Linked DNA regions of Homo sapiens: region 1 is linked to region 2. Evidence: chromatin contacts called from ENCODE Hi-C data. All regions are on one chromosome and are shown on one strand. The core of a region is the stretch at or near the end of the contact, and the rest is flanking DNA. Distances in the headings are between cores, read along the strand shown. Region 1 holds the start of DHX37 (DEAH-box helicase 37). Region 2 holds the start of RAN (RAN, member RAS oncogene family).

Region 1 (7,583 bases), core at 1,193-3,692, 5.9 Mb after region 2:
CCCCACGAAGCCTCCCTTTGTCCCCTCCCATTCACTATGTTCCTCTTAAAATTTAGGGGATTCATTTGCCTGTGTTTGAAGTTTATGTAAATGAACCACACAGTACTCTGGGGGTTGGCTTCTTTTGTTCAACTTTTTTTTTTATTTATTTTTTATTTTTTGAGACGGAGTCTTGCTCTGTTGCCCAGGCTGGAGTGCAGTGGCATGATCTCGGCTCACTGCAACCTCCGCCTCCGGGGTTCAAGCGATTCTCCTGCCTCAGCCTTCCGTGTAGCTGGGACTATAGGCACGCGCCACCACACCCGGCTAATGTTTGTATTTTTAGTGGAGACAGGTTTCGCCATGTTGGCCAGGCTGGTCTCAAACTCCTGACCTCAGGTGATCCGCCTGCCTTGGCCTCCCAAAGTGCTGGAATTACAGGCGTGAGCCACCACGCCCAGCTTTTGTTCAACTTTATATTTGTGAGATCCATCCATGCTGTTATGTATCTGCCTTCTTCTTGCTGTCTAGAATGGTCTATACCTTCTGGAAGGTAATTCACTGATATATTATATTTTAGAAGGAAATATAGGCAAGTGTACTACTACCTACTTAACATTTTTTAAACGTTTCTTAAACTTTTAATTTATTTAAATAAACATATTTAAAGAAGAAACTTTAGATCACTATCATCCTGAGCAACAAAATCCATAAAAACACAGATTTGAGCCTGGGTGCAGTGGCTCAGGCCCGTAATCTCATCATTTTGAGAGGCCAAGGTGGGCCGATCACTTGATGTCAGGAGTTTGAGACCATCCTGGCCAACATGGTGAGACCCCATCTCTACTAAAAATACAAAAATTAGATGGGCATCTTGGTGGGTGCCTGTAATCCCAGCTACTTGGAAGGCTGAGACAGGAGAATCGCTTGAACCCGAGAGGTGGAGGTTGCAGTGAGCCGAGACTGCTCCACTACACTCCAGCCTGGGCGTCAGAGGGAGAGTTCTGTCTCAAAAAAACAAAAACAAGCAAACAAACAAAAAACCCCATAGATTTGATACGCTAATTATGATTTTTTTAAACGTCATTCATTAAGGCCTTCACAGTGGCTTATGCCTGTAATTCCGGCACTTTGGGAGGCCGAGACAAACGGATCCCTTGAGCCCAGAATTTTGAGACCAGTCTAAGCAACATAGGGAGACACCATCTCTACAAAAAAATAGAAAAATTAGCCCGTCGTGGTGGTGTGTGCCTGTAGTCATAACTACTCAGGAGGCTGAGGTGGGAGGACAGGTCAAGGCTGCAGCGAGTGGTGATTGCACCACTGCACTCTGGCCTGGCCCACAGGGCGAGATCTCATCTCTTAAAAAAAAAAAAAAAAAAGTCGGGCGCGGTGGCTCATGCCTGTAATCCCAGCACTTTGGGAGGCCCAGGCAGGCAGATCACGAGGTCAGGAGTTTGAGACCAGCCTGGCCAACATGGTGAAACTCCGTCTCTACTAAAATACAAAAACTAGCTGGGGGTGGTGGCGGGCACCTGTAGTCCCAGCTACTCGGAAGGCTGAGGCAGGAGAATCGTTTAAACCCGGGAGGCAGAGGTTGCAGTGAGCCGAGATTGCTCCACTACACTCCAGCCTGGGCAACAAAGCCAGACCTTGTCTCAATAATAATAATAATGCATTGTTTCCCAGTGTGTTACAATGTGATGCGGTAATGGGAATTTAAAGTTATGTAATAGACAACTTTATTTTTTTTTTTTTGAGACAGAGTCTAGCTCTGTTGCCCAGGCTGAAGTGCAGTGGTGCAGTCTCGGCTCACTGCAACGTCCACCTCCCGGGTTCAATCAATTCTCTGCCTCAGCCTCCCAAGTAGCTGGGATTACAGACGCCTGCCACCAGGCCTAGCTAAATTTTTTTTGTATTTTTGGTAGAGACGGGGGTTTCACCATCTTGGCCAGGCTGGTCTTGAAATCCTGACCTCGTGATCCGCCCGCCTCGGCCTCCAAAAGTGCTGGGATTACAGGCGTGAGCCACCGCGCCCGTAGAGGCCTCCTTTTAGATCTTCCATCTATCCCTGTGATGGAAATATTTGGTGCCTTTTTAAAAGTACACGACTAATACGTTTCTTGTAGGAATATCAGAAAATACAGATGCGCAAACCAGGGTTGGGGGGAAGAAGTTTGGAGTACTGGGGGCGGGGTATATTTTAAAAGGTGGCAAAACACTTCCACTCCCAAGAAGCCAAATTAGTATCAGTAGATATAATTCATATTTAAACCCAGACTACCCCAAGCGAGAACAGCCCAGGACTTAAACTCCGGCCTCCGCTGGGACCTCAGGCCCCGCCTACTTCTCTAAATAGTCCCGCCCCCTGCCCGGCCCGGCTCCGCCTCTCCTCTTCGCTGGGTTTCTCTTGCAACCCCGCCCCTCAGCGGCAAAGTCAGTTACAGTTCTCGCGATAACACAACCCGGAAGTCTCACGGCCGGAGTTGGTGGTCTGGGAACCCACGTGGGCTGGGTTTCGGATTGCTCTGCTGGTCCGGCCGCTGGAGCGCCCACCCTGGCCTAGTCGCCATGGGGAAGCTGCGCCGGCGCTACAACATCAAGGGGCGCCAGCAGGCGGGCCCCGGACCCTCGAAGGGCCCCCCCGAGCCGCCCCCCGTGCAGCTGGAACTGGAGGGTAAGACATCCCCGGACCGGGGCTGGATTTCGGAGATTTCCCAGGGCGGCCTGTGCCCTGCCTTCAGGACTCTCGGGTGGGGATCCCAGAGGGGTGGGATGGATCATCTGGAATGGGGGAATGGGTCCCCCCATTCCAGATGATCCAAAGGAGAGGGGCTTAGTGACAGCCTAGTTTTAACAGTGTATATGGAATACCCGGGATTTCTCTCGCCCTCAAATAGTAACATGGAGAATTTGGCAAAAAAAACAGGAGTAGTTCCATCCCTTCCCATGACTTCGATTATAATCTCTTTATAATCTCCAGCGACCCCCAAATGTGTATTTTCAGCCCAGTCTTGTCTGCTCAGCTCCAGGCTGGCTGACATTTCTCTCAGACCCCTTTTTAGGAGTAGCCCTTATTACATGCCAGGCACTATTCTAGGCACTGGAGACATAGCAGAAAGGGAGATTTTTAGAAAATCCCTGAGTTTACCTGCTGTATAGGAGGAGACAGGCAAAGAATAAACATATAGAAATTTATGCGGCTATAGTGAGCAGATAAAACAGAAGAGGCCATTGGGTGGGTTGCAGCATCCCATAGAGTTGCTGGAGAAGACATCACTCTGTTAGAGTCAAGATCTGAAGGAGACCTGAGTGGCTGCCTGGAGATGAGAGAAAAAACAGGGGGCCAGGGCAGGTCGGGCCTGGACTGCAGTCTTGGCGAGGACTGGGGCTTTTTCTCTACGGGAGAGGGCAGCCATGGGAGCATTTAGAGCAGAGGAGGCGTGGTGGTGGGCACCTGTAGTCCCAGCTACTTGGGAGGCTGAGGCAGGAGAATGGCTTGAACCCAGGATACGGAGGTTGCAGTGAGCCAAGATCGCACCACTGTACTCTAGCCTGGGTGAGAGAGCGAGACTCCATCTCAAAAAAAAAAAAAAAAAAAAAAAAGTTCCACAGACAGGCTGGGAGTTGAGGCAGATCCCCTAACATCTCTGTGCCTTCGTTTTCACATCTGCAGAATGGGACCAGTAGCACACGTTGAGCAGCCTTAATCCAAAATACTCCAAAATTCAAAAGTTTTTGAGTGTCAACATGACACTTAAGGAAATGCTCATTGGAGCATTCCAGATTTCAAATTTTTAGATTAGGGATGCTCAACCAGTGAATAGAATACAGATGTTCCTAAAGCTAAAACAGGTCTGGTTCCTAGCATTTCTGGAAAGGGATATTTAACCTGTAGTAGCCGTCTTACCTCCTATCAGAGTTTTGGAGATGGTAATTTGGGAAAATATGTTGCTTTGAAAAGTAAAGAAAGGTTACAGAGGTGGGGTGTGTCCCAGGACAGGTGACAACCGTTATGATGGCAGTGACAATTCAGGATGGCACCTCAAAGACAGCCGTAGACACTGGGCTGACACTTGGAACTGGACCACCTGAGCAGAGGGGCTGAGGTCTCTCAGACCCAGAGATTTGGGGAAAGTTGTTTCTCACATCAGAACAGGACATTTCCATGTATCCCTGCCTTTCTCAGGGGCCAGAGGAATCTCATAAGAACATGACTCAGATTACCTTCTTTTATTTATTTATTTATTTGAGATGGAGCCTTGCTCTGTCGCCTAGGCTGGAGTGCAGTGGCGTGATCTCTGCTCACTGCAACCTCCACCTCCCGGGTTCAAGCAGTTCTCGTGCCTCAGCCTCCTGTGTAGCTGGGATTATAGGTGCATGCCATCACACCTGGCTAGTTTTTGTATTTTTTGTAGAGACGGGATTTTGCCATGTTGGCCAGGCTGGTCCCCAACTCCTGGCCTCAGGTGATTTTCCCAAAGTGCTGGGATTGCAGGCGTGCGCCACCGCGCCCGGCCCCACCGTACACTCTTAGGAGAACATCAGGCTGGGTGCAGTGGCTCACGCCTGTAATCCCAACACTTTGGGAGGCTGAGGCGGGTGGCTCACTTGGGGGTCAGGAGTTCGAGACCGCCTGGCTAAGATGGTAAAACCCCGTCTCTACTAAAAATACAAAAATTAGCTGGGGCGTGGTGGTACATGCCTGTAATCCCAGCTACTTGGGAGGCTGAGGCGGGAGAATTGCTGGAACCTGGGAGGCGGAGGTTGAAGTGAGCTGAGATTGCGCCACTGCACTCTAGTCTGGGGGACAAAGTGAGACACCGTCTCAAAAAAACAAAAAGAGAAAATCATAGTATTTTTTGGGGGGTTTTCTTTTTTTTGAGATGGAGTCTCACCCTGTCGCCCAGGCTGGAGTGCAGTGGCAAGATCTCGGCTCACTGCAACCTCCACCTCCCAGTTTCAAGAGATTCTCCTGTCTCAGCCTCCCAAATAGCTGGGATTGCAGGCACCCACCACCACACCTGGCTAATTTTTGTATTTTTAGTAGAGACAGGGTTTCGCCACATAGGCCAGGCTGGTCTCGAACTCCTGACCTCAAGTGAGCCACCTGCCTCAGCCTCCCAAAGTGCTGGGATTACAGGCATGAGCCCCTGCGCCAAGCCTTGAGAACATCATAGTATTGTTATGAAAATAGATTTGAGCTCACAGATCCCCCTGTTCCTGTGTGCAGACTCAGGAGGCCCCCATGCAAGTCAGGGGGCTTGTGGGAGGCGGGACCAGAGCTACCTCAAGGAGAATGGGGACTTAATAACTGTGCTCTCTCAGACAAGGACACGTTGAAGGGAGTTGATGCAAGCAACGCGCTCGTTCTACCGGGGAAGAAGAAAAAGAAGACCAAAGCCCCTCCCCTGTCGAAGAAGGAGAAGAAGCCTCTGACCAAGAAGGAGAAGAAAGTGCTGCAGAAAATCTTAGAACAGAAGGAGAAAAAGAGCCAGGTACACCCCACTCGGGCAGGGTCTGCAAGTGGCTCTCCAGCATAGAGAGAGATGGGGGGTCTCTCTCCTCCTGAGGGTGTCTCTGTGGTGCAACTAATAGAACTTTCTGGAATGAGGAAAATTCCAGTGCATGGTCCAGTGCGGTAGCCACTAACCACATATTGCTGTTGAGCACTTGAAATGCAGCTACTATGGCAGAGGAACTGAACTGAACTGTTCCGGAGAATGTCAAACTTTTTTCCTTGTTTTTTCTTCTTTTTTTTTTTTTAATTTAAATTTAATTTTTTTTTCTTTTTTGTTTTGTTCCCCCACCCCCGACATCTTTTCTGGCTCTACCAAACCTTAAAAAAATTTTTTTTTTTTGAGATGGAGTCTTGCTCTGTTGCCCAGGCTGGAGTGCAGTGAAATGATCTTGGGTTCTCCTGGTATCAAGTGATTCTCCTGCCTCAGCCTCCTGTGTAGCTGGGATTACAGGCGCGTGCCACCACGTCAGGCTATTTTTTTTTTTTTTTTTTGTATTTTTAGTAGAGGCGGGGTTTCATCATGTTAGCCAGGATGATCTTGATATCCTGACCTCGTGATCCGCCCGCCTCGGCCTCCCAAAGTGCTGGGATTACAGGCGTGAACCACCATGCCCAGCCAACCTTAATTTTTTCATAGAGGAAAAAAGTTTGTCATGGGAAATTCAAACATTTGCAAGGGAAATTCAAACATTTGCAAGAGTAAAGAGAACAGTATGATGAACTCCCATGTGCCCATCGCCAGCTCCAACATTGATCAGCCCCTGGTCAATCTTGGATTATCTCCACTGCTGGTCACTTTCCCACCTCTGGGTCATTTTGAAGCAAATCCCACATACAGTGAATCTGTACTAGTTTCCTGGGGATGTCATACAAATGACCACAAACTGAGGGGCTTAGGACAATAGAAATTTGTTCCTTCCCAGCTTAGGAGGCCAGAAGTCCGAGATCAAGGTATTGGCAGGGCGGTGCTCCTCACTGGGCTCAGGGGAGGGTCATTCCTGGCCTCTTCCTGCTCCTGGCGGCTCCAGGCGTTCCCTTGGCTTGTGGCTGCGTCACTCCAATCTCTGCCTCCCTCTTCCCTCGGCCTTTCCTCCGTGTGTCTCTTCGAAGGGCGCTTCTCATTGGATTTAGGTCGCGCTCAGATACTCAGGATCATCTCATCTTGAGATCCTTCACGTAATTACGTAATTACATCTACAAAACCTTTTTCCAAATAGGGTCACGTTCGCAAGTTCTGGGATACGAACACGTCTTTGAGGGAGGCTGCCATTTAACCCACTATACATAGCATTATATCCATAAATATTTCAATTTGTATCTCTATAAGTAGAGACTTTTAAAAATGACCAGAATACCATTAGCACACCTAATCTTTTATTTTAATATCAAACATCTAGCAAGTGGTTAAATTTCCTGTTGTTTCATGGATACTCCTCACCCTTTTCTTGTTTTTTTTTCCCATTGTAGTTTATTTGTTGTTTGTCTTACAGTTTCCTACCTTCTGGATTTTTAAATTTTTATTTTATTTTATTATTTTTTGAGATGGAGTTTTGCTCTTGTTGCCCAGGCTGGAGTGCAATGGCATGATCTCGGCGCACCGCAACCTCCACCTCCCGGGTTCAAGTGATTCTCCTGCCTCAGCCTCCCGAGTAGCTGGGATTACAGGCATGCACCACCACGTCCGGCTAACTTTGTTATTTTTAATAGAGACAGGGTTTCTCCATGTTGGTCAGGCTGGTCTTGAACTCCCAACCTGAAGTGACCCACCTGCCTCGGCCTCCCCGAGTGCAGGGATTATAGGCGTGAGCCACTGCGCCCAGCCTTAAAATTTTATTTTAAACATGCTCCTCTGCCATCTGAGCTTTTTGTACATTAGTATTTGGATCTGTAGCAGTGACTGTCATCCGGAACAGTTTTGCGCGCCGCCCCCCGCTGCCCCAGGGACATTTGGCAGTGTCTTGAGACATTTTGGGCTGTGACAACTTGGGAGTGCTGCTGGCATCTGGCGGGTGGAGCCATGGGATGCTGTTAACAGCCTATAATGCACAGAAAAACAAAAACTTATTTGGCCCTAAATGTCAAT
Region 2 (7,476 bases), core at 3,075-5,574:
CAAATTAAGTGATAAAAGCAAGGCAATTCAAATATTAACATGGCATAAAACTTCCCTACTTTAGTGGTTTCCAAATGCTATTTATAAACAAGGGATGAGTTCACTTGCTTAGATATTTGAAATACAACTTTATTCTGATTCTAAACGAAAAGGAATGGGAATGACAGTAACAAACAAGATTTCACCACTGAATATTGTGATGTGACTGCAGCAGTCTTATATATGAAACTCAAGGAATCAACTGCGTTCCAAAACAGCTAAATATGCAGGTCCAAACAATGAAGTTATTTTTTAAACTGCCACATTCACTCCGAAGCCCACTCATCTCCTTCAGCATCCCACAGATGAAGCACATGTTCCGCTTAGCTAGATAATAATGAGGTGGCACACACGCTGCACCGCTGACATCACAGGACAGCTGCCTATAAAACTAGACTTCTGACGCTGGGCTCCAGCTTCATTCTCACAGGTCATCATCCTCATCCGGGAGAGCAGTTGTCTGAGCAACCTAGACGAAGAGATGGAAAAACGTTAACACTCCAGATCAAAACTGCCAGGAATAAACAAGCCAAACCGAACAATCTGAACAGCAAAGTGGCCACAATACCTCTAAGTCGTGCTCATACTGTGCTGCCAAAGCTGGGTCCATGACAACTTCTGGTGGGGCGAGAGCAGGCATGGCAACAAATTCCAAGTTAGGGTCTCCAATGAGCTTCCTAGCAAGCCAGAGGAAGGGCTTTTCAAAGTTGTAGTTACTTTTGGCAGAAATGTCGTAGTACTGTTTAAAAGAAAGGTAAAATTACTTTTTAAAATTCATTATTAAGATGACGATTTTTCTAGGACATTGCAAGATAAGAAAATGTTAAGATTCTTGGCAAGGCATGGTGGCTCATGCCTGTAATCCCAGCACTTTCGGGGGCTGAGGTGGGATTGCCTGAGGCCAATAGTACACGATCAGGCCTGGGCAACAGAGCAAGACCCCAACTCCACAAAAAAACAAATTAGGTGGGCATGGTGGTGAGTGCCTGTGAGCCCAGCTACTCAGAAGGCTGAGGTGGGAGGATTGCTTGAGCCCAGGAGTTCAGGGCTACAGTGAGCTATGTTCATGCCACTGCACTCCTGCCTGGGCAACAGAGCAAGACCCTGTCTCGAACAACAAATATATAAATACACAAACATTTCAGCTGACCAACCGGGCCAACAGTGAAACCCAATCTCTATCATTCTTTAAAAACAGTAGTATAAAAAAGACAAAATTATTTCCGGCCGGGCACAGTGGCTCATGCCTGTAATCCCAGCCCTTTAGGAGGCCAAGGCAAGTGGATCACTTGAGGTCAGGAGTTGGAGATCAGCCTGACCAACATGGTGGAAACCCCGTCTCTACTAGAAAAAAAAGTACAAAAATTAGCCAGGCGTGGTGGTACACACCTGTAATCCAGCTACTAGGGGAGCTGAGACAAAACTGCTTGAACCCGGGAGGCGGAGGTCGCAGTGAGCCAAGATTGCGACACTGCACTCCAGCATGGGGGACAGAGGAAGACTCCGTCTTGGGGAAAAAAAAATCATTTCCATATATAATAGACACTGGTTAATTTCATGGTCTTACATATAATCTCCGCTAAGAGAAATAACTCAGGAAGTTTTAATTTTACACACCTGAAGATTCTTCTTTCGGTGGAAGACAATGGATTTCGCCTTCACTTTCCTGTCCTTAATATCCACTTTGTTGCCACACAACACAATGGGGATGTTTTCACACACTCGTACCAGATCTCTATGCCAGTTAGGCACATTCTTGTAAGTAACTCTCGATGTTACATCAAACATTATGATGGCACACTGGGCTGAAGAAACATTTGTGGGAATTAGTACACTCAGTTTACTGCACAAGTGAAGAATGCTAAGAACCAGAGACTAGGATTCAACTAGTTATAGTCTTAGACCTCAACGAGTCACCTGTATCTCTCCCCTCACTTTCAAGGTCTCTGTCAATTCTAAAAATGTTAATACACAATTCCTCCTAAGAGAGATGAGCTGACCCTATCAAATCTCCCTGATATACTTCACCATTAATACTCCCCTCATCCCAAAAAAGTATCTGAAGTAATTAATGCTAAATGAGATTCTGGATAACCAAGCTGCCATATTCTGAGGGTAGGGCCTGGAAACACATTCTTCAGAAGGTCTTTAAATGGCTGGCTATACTGGAAAACATTATTCCTGTCTTAAAAAATCCAGATAGGCCAAGCAATGTGGCTCACGTCTGTAATCCCAGCACTTTGAGAGGCTGAGGTGGGTGGATCACCTGAGCTCATGAGTTCCAGACCAGCATGGGCAACATGGTGAATCCCCATCTCTACAAAAAAATACAAAAATTAGTCAGGCATAGTGGCACGTGCCTATAGTCCAAGCTACTCAGGATGCTGAGGTAAGAGGATGGCTTGAGCTTAGGAGGCGGAAGCTGCACTCCAGGTTGGGCAACAGAGCGAAACCCTGTCTCAAAAAAAAATTAAATAAATAAATAACCCAGATAAAGCCTATATATTCACCTGCAGGAATAACTATGGTACAGTTAGCAAGGCAAGAAACCACAACTTTTTGGTTAAAGGATTCTTTTGGGGGAAATTCTTGTGTTTATTTGTACATGCTCAAGGAAAGCAAAAGGCATGGAATGATTCCAGATAATGTGTTATCGGCAACGTGAGGTTCCAAGAGAGATGAGTATTTTCTTGATTCCTCTTTTTGGTACAATGAACATTTTCCTTGCAATTTTTAAATCAAACTATTTGAGAAAAATACTCTGCACAACTTAGTACAAACAATTTAACAAGAAATCAGCTAGTCTTGTATAACACTTGTTAAGATCTCCTATCTCCTCTGGTCTAGTATCTGGTGTTTATTGTTTTCTAATACAGTAAAAACATTCATTGATCACCACACCAAAATACATACATGAACCTAAGTTTCCAAATACTGAAACTGCTGTTAACAGCCTATTATTGTTTTAAATATGACTTATAAGTCCCAGTGTAAGTCATAGTTTTTTCTAAAGCATGCCTAGCATGACACAGCATGCAAATGACACAACTTTAATAAAATTTTCTCTGCCACCAAAATGGTGGTCAACTCCCCGAAGTCCACTTGTCTTTTTTTAACCCAAAAATGACACTATTTGTTGGAACAGACCTGATTTTCTATAACCTTGAAGACTGAAGTACACAAAACCTCTCAAAAACCGTTCAGCAAGTTACAAATGCCTACCTTGGATATAATAGCCATCTCTCAGTCCACCGAATTTCTCCTGGCCGGCTGTGTCCCATACATTGAACTTAATAGGTCCTCTGTTGGTGTGGAACACTAGGGGATGAACCTCAACACCCAAGGTGGCTGAAACGGAAACGATGCGATTGAGTGGATGAACTTACCCATTTCTCACATATTTCCACAAGCAAGGTTTTCCAGCACATACCTACATACTTCTTCTCAAATTCACCAGTCAAATGACGTTTCACGAAGGTCGTTTTTCCAGTACCACCATCACCAACCAATACAAGCTGTTGAAAAACACATTTTGGAAGTAAACCCTAAACACTTCACCTCTCAAGATCCCAGAGTCACGGAACTTTAACCACCACAGGCTCACTTAAAACAAAGAATGTGGATGCGGGGCCCCATTACAGCCATCGTGGCCCCAGGAGGAGGGACCCGCGAGTCGCACGCGGTCGGGCTCGGCCGCCTCCCGCCCCGCAGGGTTACCTACTTTGAACTGGACCTGGGGCTCTCCCTGCGCAGCCATCGCGGCGTTCCTGCGGAGGCAGAGGACGGAGGCGAGCGCTCGCGCGGCCCCGCAGCCCATGGCGGCCCCGCTCCCGCGCCCCCAGCGCCCCACGTGCCCGCCCCACAAAGGCCTCCCGCCCGCGGCGCCATGGCGGCCAGGCCTGGGAGCGGGAAGGCGGCGGGCGGGGCCGGCATCCGGGGCGGCGGGGCCCGGGGAACGGCGGCCGGAGGTGTAGGGATGGGAACGGGACTGGGACCGGGACGGGGATGAGAGCGGAGGATGAAACGGGGGTTCGCGGGGGCTAGCGCCGACCCCACGCCCGTCTCCTGCCCCGGCCCGGCCGGGCCCGCACCACCCACCTACTCAGCCGCCCGCTGCCCCTGGGTCCGCCACCCGCCCCGGCCCTGGCCCCGGCTCCGACCCCTATCCCGCCGCCGCCACCCCTGTCCCCGCCCGGCCGTGCCGGGCCCGCCGGGTCGCGATACCTTCCAGAAGCGTCTCCGCGCCCGTCCGACTGAGGCTGGAAAGATGGCGGAAGCGCAATTCAAACGCCGGAGACGCAGCCGACGCCGGCGCGAGAGCAGGGGCGGGGCCGGCGCGGGGCGGGGTTGCAAGGGGCGGGGCAACGGCGCGGCGCCCGCCCACGTGGCCCGCGCGTGCGCGCACGCACGCAACGCGGTTCGGTCGGCCGCTCGGGCGGTCGCTGCGCTTAGGGTGGGGCGGGAGGCGCGGTGGACCGCGTGGGAGGGCGAGCCGGGAGCGCGTACGCAAGCCGGCCGGTGGGGACCGCGTGCGCCGACGCCCCGGGCGGGCTCCCGGGCGCGCATGCGCTGAAAGCGAGGCGGCGCGCCCCTGAGCGGGAGACGTTGGGCGCGGCCCGACGGTCGCGGCTCTCCTGCCTCCCGGGTGGGAGGCGGTACTCGCTCGGGCAGACGTGGTCAGGCACGCGGCTTCCAGGCGCTGGCCAGCCTGTCCTTGTCTGTGCCCCGTGGGGTGGGGGTTCTTGAGGTCCTGGGGCTTAGGGTGGCTCGCGTGCGCGCAGGACGGGTGGGTGACAGAACGAATGAATGAATGAATGGGGTCTAGGCCCGTCCTCCAGAGGCAGCCCGCTGTTCTGTCTCTCCAGATCGTAGCCTTCACGCCCCCAGGACCAGGGCCAGTTGGAGAGCGAGGAACCAGAGAGGGATGCACCCACCCAGAAAAACGGCTACTTATTTTTTTTAAGAGACGGAGTCTCGCTACGTTGCCCAGGCTGGTCTCGAACTCTCAGGCTCGGGCGATCCTCCCGCCTCAGCCTCCCGAGTAGCTGGGACTACAGGCGCGCACCACATCAGGGGTAATTTTTTAAAAATTTTTTTGAGAGACAGAATCTAACTATGTCTCCCAGGCTGGCCTCAGGGGATCCACCCGCCTCGGCCTCCCAAAGCGTCCGGCTTCTCAAAGCGTTTCATAGGTTGGCAGCTTTGGCCGCTGCATGCTACAGACAAAATGATGAAATACTGTTTGCAGTCTGGACGCGTCTACCAGCCCTAGTTACCAACGGGGACGGAATGAGTAAGTGCTCAGCTTCCCAGCCCCCTGTTGGCCTGAAGCTGTAAGAGCCCAAACAAGCTTGAGCTAGAGGGACCCGACTTCCTGGGCGCCCCTGCCGACATGCAGACAGATAAAGGCCCAAATCAGCGCAGTCAAGCGCCTCAGAAGAGTCCACCATGGGGAGAGAGCCGCAGTGACCGAAGAGTCCTCCCTGCAGTCCTGAGCACACTTGCAGGCGAGTCCGCTAGGAACCCCAGTGACGCAAATTAGGCACAAAGCAGGCGACAACCGGCCTGCTGGGAACGCAAGTCCGAGCTCCCCCAGAACCCTCAGGGGAACCCCAAGCACCTCTCAGACGCTGCTGGCGGGAGAGCAGAATCTAACAGTAAAACGGGAATGCCCATTGCTTGTGACCCCGGATTTCCATTTCTAGGGAGAGGCCCCAGAGTTAAACTCATGCCTCACGCATGTGCACAACATTTAATACTGTATAACATTTAAAAGGAATGACGGTCATCTGTTTCAACAGGGTTAGATAGATGTCAAAAGGATAGTGTTGAGAAAAGAAGAAAGAGGTGATAACAGCTTTATAAAGTCTAGGCCACCTGTAATCCCAGCACTTTGGGAGTCCGAGGTAGGAGGATCCCTTAAACCCAGGAGTTACAGGCTGCAATGGGCAATGATCTCACCATTGCACTCCAGCCTGGGAGACAGAGCAAGACCCTGTTTTCAAAAATTAATACATAAAACCTAACACTATATGTAACTTTATCTAGAGGGATTATATATATAGTATAATGTCATTTATGTATATTTTTTACAAATACACATAAAACAAAAGCATATTGGCTATTGGATATATGTATTTTGTTGTTTTTTTTAATTGACTGCAAGGATCTATATACCATATCCTGATGGTTATTGCTTCAAGAAAGGGTAGAAAGGAGTGTGATGGAACTGAGAAGAGGAGTCAAAGAAGACTTTAACTTTACCTGCAATGTTCTATTTCCTTTTTTTTTTTTTTTTGAGACAGCCTCACTCTCGCTCAGGCTGGAGTGCAGTGGTGCGATCTCGGCTCATTGCAACTTCCGCCTCCCAGGTTCAAGTGATTCTCCTGCCTCAGCCTCCTGAGTAGCTGGGATTACAGGCATGCGCCACAACACCCAGCTATTTTTTTTATTTTTATCTTATTTTTATTTTTAGTAGAAACAGGGTTTCATTATATTGGAATAGGTAATCGAGTGGTCACTTTGGCAGCACGTATACCAAAATTGGAATGATACGGAGAAGATTAGCATGGCCCCTGCGCAAGGATGACAATTTTTTTTCTTCTTCTTTTTTTTTTTTTTTTTTTTTTGAGACAGATTCTCGCTCTTGTCACCCAGGAACTGCGGAGAGAGGTCATAGAAGAGTTTAACCTTACCTGCAATGTTCCATTTCTTTTTTAAAAAATGGTAATCAGGGCCGGGCACGGTGGCTCACGCCTGTAATCCCAGCACTTTGGGAGGCCAAGGCGGGCAGATCACGAGGTCAGGAGATCGAGACCATCCTGGCTAAACCGGTGAAACCCCGTCTCTACTAAAAATACAAAAAATTAGCTGGGCGTGGTGGCGGGTGCCTGTAGTCCCAGCTACTCGGGAGGCTGAGGCAGGAGAATGGCGTGAACCCGGGAGGTGGAGCTTACAGTGAGCAGAGATCGCACCACTGCACTCCAGCGTGGGCGACAGAGCAAAACTCCATCTAATCAGGCTGGGTGCAGTGACTCACGCCTGTAATCCGAGCACTTTGGGAGGCCAAGGCAGATGGATCACTTGAGCTCAGGAGTTTAGGACCAGCCTGGGCAACATGGTGAAACCCATGTCTCTAAAAAAAAAACAAGAAAGAAAATTAATTTTAAAAATGGTAATCAAAGCAAGGTGACAATATATTAACCATTTGTATAATTCTGGGTGATGAGAACATCAGTGTTTATACCTTTTGGCGTTTTTTCCCCTACAAGAATCCAGTCGAGGATTGCATGTTACGCTTTTAACTTGTTTCTCAGGCCTCCTTAGTCTCTAGTTTTTTTTTTAGAGACAGGGTCTCTGTCACACAGGCTGGAGCATAGTGGCTTACTGCAGCCTGGAACTCCTGGGCTCAAGTGATCCTCCCACCTCAGCCTGCTT

Evidence for each region. Hi-C counts contacts between places; a loop is a spot of excess contacts on that map. Pooled maps may share reads with other maps.
Region 1: a map of CD8-positive, alpha-beta T cell shows a loop between it and region 2 (7-fold over the local background). The contact joins the promoter of DHX37 here to the promoter of RAN in region 2. A Hi-C loop is called at or near these places in 1 of 168 maps with a recorded cell type or tissue (CD8-positive, alpha-beta T cell), 5 of 37 single-sample maps with no recorded cell type and 9 of 50 pooled maps.

The regions. Positions count from the first base shown.
Region 1 is chr12:124,983,990-124,991,572 of GRCh38, reverse strand. DHX37 (DEAH-box helicase 37) reads left to right here and starts at 2,442. Exons shown (of 27, transcript NM_032656.4): 1 at 2,442-2,656; 2 at 5,308-5,477. The coding sequence starts at 2,551. RefSeq lists a silencer at 2,529-2,738 and an enhancer at 3,979-4,522.
Region 2 is chr12:130,868,914-130,876,389 of GRCh38, reverse strand. It overlaps RAN (RAN, member RAS oncogene family), which reads right to left and starts at 4,324. Exons shown (of 7, transcript NM_006325.5): 1 at 4,264-4,324; 2 at 3,761-3,806; 3 at 3,470-3,554; 4 at 3,262-3,387; 5 at 1,657-1,844; 6 at 608-778; 7 at 1-508. The coding sequence starts at 3,796. The coding sequence ends at 464. It also overlaps the pseudogene RNU6-1077P. RefSeq lists enhancers at 2,463-2,532, 3,761-4,522, 5,020-5,099, 4,523-5,284 and silencers at 3,810-4,019, 4,070-4,209, 4,280-4,739.